2 separate regions of the Homo sapiens genome follow, and region 2 is linked to region 1. A link is a contact called in ENCODE Hi-C or POLR2A ChIA-PET data. All regions are on one chromosome and are shown on one strand. The core of a region is the stretch at or near the end of the contact, and the rest is flanking DNA. Distances in the headings are between cores, read along the strand shown.

Region 1 (4,049 bases), core at 652-3,151:
TTATCCATTCAGCTGTTGTTGGACACTTAGGTTGATTCCATAGCTTGGCTATTGTGAATAGTGCTGCAAAAAACAGGGGTAATAGTTCCTAATCCTGACTTTACCTTATAGTTTATTAGGGAATTTATCAAAAACTCTGCCACGTAACACAGTTCTGAGGATGCTAATTCAGCGAGATGAGGGAGGATCCTGAGTTTTACTTTTAACAAGTGTCCCAGGTGATTCTGATACTGGTCCATGGACCAGTGTATGGGAAACTCCACTTTGGAGAACATTACTAAACAAGCAAAACCTCTTGACTCACAGCTGGTGTAATTGGGTGGTTCAGATTGTGCCTTCTAGAAACCACTAATGTTACTACATGGAGGCAAGGGGAACTCCTCCTCTCCTGTTTTTCCCTGCTTGTCTACTGAAGTGAAACAGAATTGTAAAATATGTCTCTTTGTTTGCTCCTTGTTCTTTTGTCTTAATCAGATCTATGGGGAGAATTTTTTAAAGTTATGAATGGATGTTTATCATATTGTTCTGAAAACAGTGTTTATTTTGGAATTGGCAGCATGTTTGGTTTCTTTAAAATGCACACTGATTTCTTCTGACCAACATATGTGCCAAGTATCTTGAATTTAAACAAATAGTTTTCCCTATAAATAACAAAACAACAACAACAAACCTTGTTTATGTGAGTTCAAATAAAGTAACTCCTCCAGAATCGTGGCAGCAGGGCAAGAATCATCCTCACCTGTGCCAGCTTATGGGCTTATTCCATATATGGGCTTATCTCTGAGGTTTAACTTAGAGTTGTCCAAGAAATAGCATGTATTCTAAATACGGCTTATTTCTGAGATTATCAAAATACCTTTCATATTTCTCTTGGCTCTAGCAAATCTCTGTCAGCTCTCTATACAGGCATGACAGTCCAGGAATAAGAAGTTGTAAGGAGGAGAAGCCCCTCTTAGCTCTGACTTGTTCTCCATTGGCGTCTAGACCAGCCAGGCTCTGGGGAAAAAGGGGCCTGTGTGCAAAACCACAGCCCAGGCCAGTCTTGTTCAAGAGGAGGCCATTTGTTAGTGTGGCTGTCCACAGTAAGGTCAGGATTATTTCAATGAAGGATTAAGCACACTCTTGTGGGTAGCAGACTTTAGGGGTCTATCCCATAATGATTCACTGCCCGTGAATCATAGAGTCTTAGGACACTTAAGCCCAATTCCTAGGCTTTCTCTCCCACAGTCTCAACTGAATTAAAATCTTGCTACAAGATTTTAAGTTTGAAACCTAGGTTTGGACCAAATCTGGAGTAGTGATACAGGTGGGGGGGATGGAGTTACAGTAGTTCTGGCATTGGCTTGATGGCTTTGCTACTTCGTGGGAAATTGAAATGTAGCTTCTTAACCCCAACACAAATCAAGGAAGAGATCAAGGCAGAGAGCCAGAGATCTTTAGGTAGAATGGTCCTTTGATACTTTAGCACTTTACCTCTCTGGGCTACCAGGTCTCTCTGAGAATGCAGTGACAGTTCAGAAACCTCTCAGCCAGTCTTACTATCAAATTGGCCTTCTCAGGAACCTGAGTATTCCAGCGGTAAGCCTGATATGACCTTTCTCCTTGAAGCAATAAGCCGTGTATGTACATTTTCCTATCATTTTAAGGATAGGAAGAGGTCTGATTAAGATTCCTGCTCAATAGCATAGGCTAAAGTAAAACAAGTTTCTTTGAACTATTTGGTCTGGTGCCTGACTGATGGTAGATATTTAATCTTTTCTGGGGTTTAAATTTCTTAAAACAAGCCCCCCACATACTGAGAGTATTCATTGGCACTAAGAGGGGCCTCTGTAACCCAGTGAGAACCCTGATTAGGGTGAGGGGTGTTGGCACAGTGCTGGGCTGCATTCCTTCCTTTGATGAGTCCACAGAGCCCTAGTCAACAAGTAATGTAATCAAGCACACTCTGTCTATGTGCCTCTTGGCACGCCCTGGGAAAGCACTTAATATAGTGCAGGAATTAGCCAGCCTTGCCTGGGAGCCAGCCTTGCCTACTATGTAGGCAAGGGATGTTTTATCTGACTCTTTGCTACTCTTCAGATGTATTATATAAACAAAGACTTCTTTGGTTACGCTTGAGCTCTATTTTAGACTGGACCGTGTGTGTTTTACAGTAGAACAGCTATGTTGTACCTATTTAAAGCAGTGCAGAAGACTTGGCTGTTTCTTTTTGTCTCATAGCACGTAAGGCAAATTTCACACAGAATAGTCATCAATTGGCAGTTGGAATAGGAATAGCTCTTGGATGGTAAATCTTGGGATGCCCAAAGGTAAAGACATTGACATGGCCAGGATACATGTTTGTTTTAGACGACAATCAAGACTCTAGATCCTTAAGGGACAAGAACTGTATCTGTTTATGGCAACTTTTTTTTGTATTATACTTTAAGTTCTGGGTTACATGTGCAGAACATGCAGTTTTGTTACATAGGTATACACGTGCCATGGTGGTTTGCTGCACCCGTCAACCAGTCACCTGCATTAGGTATTTCTCCTAATGTTATCTATCCCCTAGCCCCCCATCCCCCACAGGCCCCAGTGTGTGATGTTCCCTTCCCTGTGTCCATGTGTTCTTATTGTTCAATTCCCACTTATGAGTGAGAACATTTGGTGTTTGGTTTTCTGATCTTGTAATAGTTTGCTAAGAATGATGGTTTCCAGCTTCATCCATGTCCCTGCAAAGGACATTAACTCATCCTTTTTTATGGCTGCATAGTATTCTATGGTGTATATGTGCCACATTTTCTCAATCTAGTCTATCACTGATGGACATTTGGATTGGTTCCACATCTTTGCTGTTGTGAATAGTGCTGCAATAAACATACCTGTGCATGTGTCTTTATCATAGACTGATTTGTAATCCTTTGGGTATATGCCCCATAATGGGATTGCTGGGTCAAATGGTATTTCTAGTTCTAGATCCTTGAGGAATTGCCACATTGTCTTCCACAATGGTTGAACTAATTTACACTCCCACCAAGAGTGTAAAAGCATTTCTATTTTTCCACAACCTCTCCAGCATCTGTTGTTTCCTGACTTTTTAATGATCGCCATTCTAACTGGTGTGAGATGGTATCTCATTGTGGTTTTGATTTGCATTTTTCTAATGACCAGTGATGATGAGCCTTTTTTCATATGTCTGTTGGCTGCATAAATATCTTCTTTTGAGAAGTGTCTGTTCATATCCTTTGCCCATTTTTGATGGAGTTGTTTGCTTTTTTCTTGTAAATTTGTTTAAGTTCTTTGTAGATTTTGGATATTAGCCCTTTGTCAGATGGATAGATTGCAAAAATTTTCTTCCATTCTGTAGGTTGCCTGTTCACTCTGATGGTAGTTTCTTTTGCTGCGAAGAAGCTCTTTAGTTTAATTAGATCCCATTTGTCAATTTTGGCTTTTGTTGCCATTGCTTTTGGTGTTTTAGACATGAAGGCTTTGCCCATGCCTATGTCCTGAATGGTATTGCCCAGGTTTTCTTCTAGGATTTTTATGGTCCTAGGTCTTACGTTTAAGTCTTTGATCCATGTTCAGTTGATTTTTGTATAAGGTGTAAGGAAAGGGTCCAGTTTGAGTTTTCTGCATGTGGCTAGCCAGTTTTCCCAGCACCATGTATTAAATAGGGAATCTTTTCCCCATTGCTTTTATGTGTCAGGTTTGTCAAAGATCAGATGGTGGTAGATGTGTGGTGTTATTTCTGAGGCCTCTGTTCGGATCCATTGGTCTATGTATCTGTTTTGGTACCAGTACCGTGCTGTTTCGGTTACTGTAGCATTGTAGCATAGTTTGACGTCAGGTAGCAGGATGCCTCCAGCTTTGTTCTTCTTGCCCAGGATTGTCATGGCTATGCAGGCTCTTTTTTGGTTCCATATGAAGTTTTAAGTAGTTTTTTCCAGTTCTGTGAAGAAAGTCAGTGGTAGCTTGATGGGAATAGCATTGAATACATAAATTATTTTGGGCAGTAAGGCCATTTTCACAATACTTATTCTTCCTATCCATGAGCATGGAATGTTTTT
Region 2 (4,049 bases), core at 609-3,108, 610 kb after region 1:
TAGCAGTAACAAAACTGACGTTTTGATCTTTATCCACCTCACTCTGTATTTCTCTCATTGGTTTTGAGCTTAGGTAACAGGAGTATTATTCATTAGAAGCCCTCAAGTGTGAATAAAAACAATATTTTCTTTTAATTTTTTATGCTTCTGCATTGTTTAAATTTTTTATTAAAATGAGCACATATTACACAGAATAATATAGATATCTCTAAATATAAAGATATGAAGACATAAAATCTATATCCTTAAATTTTCCACCTAATCTTAGAATTCCTGTGTCCTTCTTGATTTGTATTGTCCTTTATACTTCAGTTGCTTGAAGCAACTGCATCGTCTTCTAAGGTTAAAAGAGGTAATTTGCCTTCATCTACTCTCTACTCCTTTGGTCACTGGACACTAGTTTTCTTGTTCCATACATTCTTTTCCCTTTCTGATTAAACCATCTAATTTGGCTTCCTTCAAAGAGGTTGTTGCCCTTTATTCCAGTAAGTCATTCCTATTCTGACTTGGAAAAAGCTTTCCCTATTTTTCTAGGCCCCCAGGATACTTTTGCTGTGGTGACAGCCTACGAATGGTCTCCCAGGCATTTATAGAATGTTCCCTTCATTTTTCACATCATAGCCTGCAAATTTATAAAGAAAGCATTATGTCCTCTCAAATATTTTTTTCTCCAGGCAAAATATTCTCATTTTCTTCAACTGTGTGTCACACAGCATGGTTTCGATTCCCTATTTTGGCCACTCCCCTCGAAATGGACCCCAGTTTGTCTATAAATCTCCTAAAGATTGACACCAAAAGGGGAATACAGTTCTCTGGGTGATCTGATCATTGTGGACTAGAAAAGAGTAGTGTCCTACTTGTTATAACAATGGCATACTCTTACCACAGTGGTAAGAGTGGCCAGTATGCTCTCACCAGATATGTACACTGGGGATTATCTTGGTCTGTTAGGGCTGCTGTAGCAAAATACCATAAGTTGAGTGGCTTATACATAAAAGAAATTTATTTCTTACAGTTCTGGAGACTGGGAAGTCCAAAATTAAGGCATAATTCAGTGTCTGGTTAGGGTCCACTTTCTTACAGATGGCACCTTCTTGTGTTCTCACTTAGCGAAAGGAGTTACCAAGCTCCCAAGGGCCTCTTTTATAAGGGCACCAATCTCATTCCTGAGGGCTCCACCCTCATGACCTAATCACTTCCCAAATGCCTTAACTCCTAATACCATCACTTTGGGAATTAAGATTTCAACATACAAATTTTGGAGGGAGTGGACACAAATATAGCAGTGATCATGTCACAGGGTATACTCATATTGGGCTTACTGTGATTTAAAACATGCAAATCACTTTCATCTATGCCATCAGCAAAACAAATTTATTTCAACATACAAACATCTCAAATCACTTGCACACAATTATATTGGAATTATAATAATGATCAATTATTATATAATTATCATTATTACAATTAGAATTATATTTATATTATAATTATATTAATATTTATGTATTAATATTTACAATTATTATTATAGTTCCAATTTAAAAAGTCTCCATGTTTCCTACAATGGACATCCCTTCACAAGCAAATACCCTCCCTTCTTTACCTTCTATTCACCCCTCAACCCAGGTGACACAAGCCTTCTGATCTGAGTAATATGAAGTTACTCTTGCAAATAATGTAATAAGAAAAATGCAATAGTCTCTTTTCAGGCTGAGTCTTGACTTTTATAATGAATTTGACTTTGATAGCTATTTCTTCTTCTAGGGTTTCAGACACTATTGGTTCCAACCTCACATCACTTCTCAAAAGCTTCCCTTCTCATTCTAAGCAGTTTCACTTTGAGCTCTCACTTAAATCTGTCTCCATCATTACCCTGTTTGAAATGCTTCAGTGTTTCTTGAGAGCAGTGGTTCTCAACCCAGTTACATATTGCAATAATCTGGGGAGCTTTTAAAAAATATCTAAGCCCAGACCCCATCCCAGACTAATTGAATCAGAAGTAATAGAGATTGGCCTGAATCTTTAAAACACCAGAGGTAGCCCTTATGTTTTTGTCCAGTCTTATCTCTCATCCTTTACCCACTGATGTAGCTATATTAAATGGAGGCCCTCAACACTCACTGTTTTGTCTAGATTATATACCGTCAGTTAAAGTGTCACATCCTCTGTGAAGCCCTAGACTTACATCTCCAATCTCATTCTATTTTTTAATTTTTTTTTAGAGACAGGGTCTCACTATGTTGCCCAAGTTGGTCTGAAACTCCTGGGCTCAGGTGATTCTCTGCCTCACCCTCCCAAAGTGCTAGAATTACAGGTGTGAGCTACTGCACCCAGCCACTCACCCTATTTTCATCTTTTTTTCTTTACTGCGTAATTCCTTTGATTTGATAGGGAGATGGGGTTTAGGTTAACTCAAGCTGGTAGGGCTGCAGGTACACCCAAATCAACGGCCAAGCAGAGTAGGGTGGGTGGTGTGTAGGGTTTGTGGAGGGGGGTGAGCACTTTCAAACCTTTCAAAATCTTCACATCCATGCACACACATGCATATTAATACACATACACCGCCTGTGAACAAAAGCTGGCTCCTCTTTAAACACTTTAAATTGTGAAAAAGGGGAAAAGCACATTAGGGAAAGAGATAAAGGCTGTAGCAAGATTGCTTTGTAATTAAAGAATCAAGAGAAGGAAGAATGGAGTAAGCTGGGCATGGGGTAGCTGATGCCTGTAGTCTTGACTACTCTGGAGGCTTAGGCAGGAGGATCATTTGACCCCACGAGTTTGAGGCTACAGTGCACTAGGATGGTGCCTGGAAAGAGCTGCTGCATTCCAGCCAGTGCAACATGGTGAGACTCCTTATCAAAAAAAAAAAAAAAGAATGGAGTAGATGGGGGCTAATATAATAATGACAGAAAAGAGTTTGCCTTTTAGCAAGCGGCCTAGGATGACTGGGATGAGAGAGTTGGGGCAAACATGGGGGAGAACTCATGGGCTTTACCTATCTGGTGGGCCGAGAGGCCTGTGGTCTGACCAGCTGTCTGCAGCTTCTCATAACCAGTTTGATTCTGAACTAGAATGTTAAGGTTATTGGTCTGTTATTTGTGGTCAACTTCTTTGCAGTTTTGAATATTTCTTGCTTTTCTGATTGTTTCAAAGGTTGCTATCTTGTGATTTCATTTGCAAATTGTCTTAGTATCTGGAAATAGAGCATAATATTGGTTGCCTACCCAACACCCATTTCCTCTTTACCCCACAAATAACTCCTCTCCCACACAGCCATGTGCTTAAAAAAAACCTGATTCCACTGCATCTCCTGATCATGATGAATCTTAAGTTGAGAGCAATCTGTGCATTACAACTGTTACAGGTTTGGGATATGCACATAACCCAAGCAGGCCAAATCAGCCTGGTTAGGGAATAGGTTTCTCTTCTTTGTTTTTTGTTTGTTTGTTTGTTTCTTTTTGTTTTTGTGTTTTAACTGTTTCTGAAGCATTTATTTTATTTTACTGAGACAAGGCCTCACTCTGTCACCTAGGCTGGAGTGCAGTGATGCCATCATAGCTCACTGCTGCCTTGAATTCCTGGGCTCAAGTGATCCTCCCACCTTAGTTTTTTGAGTAGATATGACTACAGGCACGCACCACCACACTTGGCTAATTTTTTTTTCTTCTTTTTTAGTAGAGACAAGGTGTCACTATGTTGTCTTAACATTGTCTAGGCTGGTCTTGAACTCCTAAGCTCAAGCAATTATTTCGCCCCAGTCTCCCAAAGTGCTGGATTACAGCTGTGAGCCACTGTACCTGGCCTCTCTTCTTCTGGACATAAAAATGAATACATGAAGCTGGATGCAGTAGTATGTACTTGTGATTTCAGCTATTTGGGAGGCCGATGTGGGAGGACTGCTCGAGCTCATTGGTTTGAGAGCAGCCTGGGTAACGTGGCAAGTAGAAAGAAAAGAAAAAAAGAGGAGAGGGGAGGGGAGTGAAGAGGAGGGGAGGGGAGGAGAGGGAAGGGAACAGAAGGGAAGGGAAGGGAAGGGAAAGGAGGGG

Evidence for each region. A loop is a pair of places that touch in the nucleus more often than their neighbours do. ChIA-PET counts read pairs that join two places held with the same protein, here RNA polymerase II (POLR2A).
Region 2: a loop to region 1 is called in a map of posterior vena cava, with 14 times the contacts of the local background. The contact joins two enhancer-like sites. A Hi-C loop is called at or near these places in 1 of 168 maps with a recorded cell type or tissue (posterior vena cava). POLR2A ChIA-PET finds 5 or more read pairs at or near these places in 1 of 52 experiments (A673).

Annotation. Positions count from the first base shown.
Region 1 is chr4:78,119,575-78,123,623 of GRCh38, forward strand. The region is part of intron 2 of FRAS1 (Fraser extracellular matrix complex subunit 1); the gene reads left to right. Among named protein-coding and RNA genes, the nearest start is that of FRAS1, 64 kb to the left of the region's middle. Within about 2 kb of position 1,902, at least 5 of the 41 ENCODE cell types and tissues checked have a DNase peak (open chromatin) inside an H3K27ac peak, as active enhancers do.
Region 2 is chr4:78,734,061-78,738,109 of GRCh38, forward strand. It overlaps LOC101928893 (a long non-coding RNA gene), which reads left to right. Exons shown (of 3, transcript NR_188357.1): 2 at 3,679-3,853. Among named protein-coding and RNA genes, the nearest start is that of BMP2K-DT, 40 kb to the right of the region's middle. RefSeq lists a silencer at 1,906-1,965 and an enhancer at 3,483-3,602. Within about 2 kb of position 1,859, at least 2 of the 41 ENCODE cell types and tissues checked have a DNase peak (open chromatin) inside an H3K27ac peak, as active enhancers do.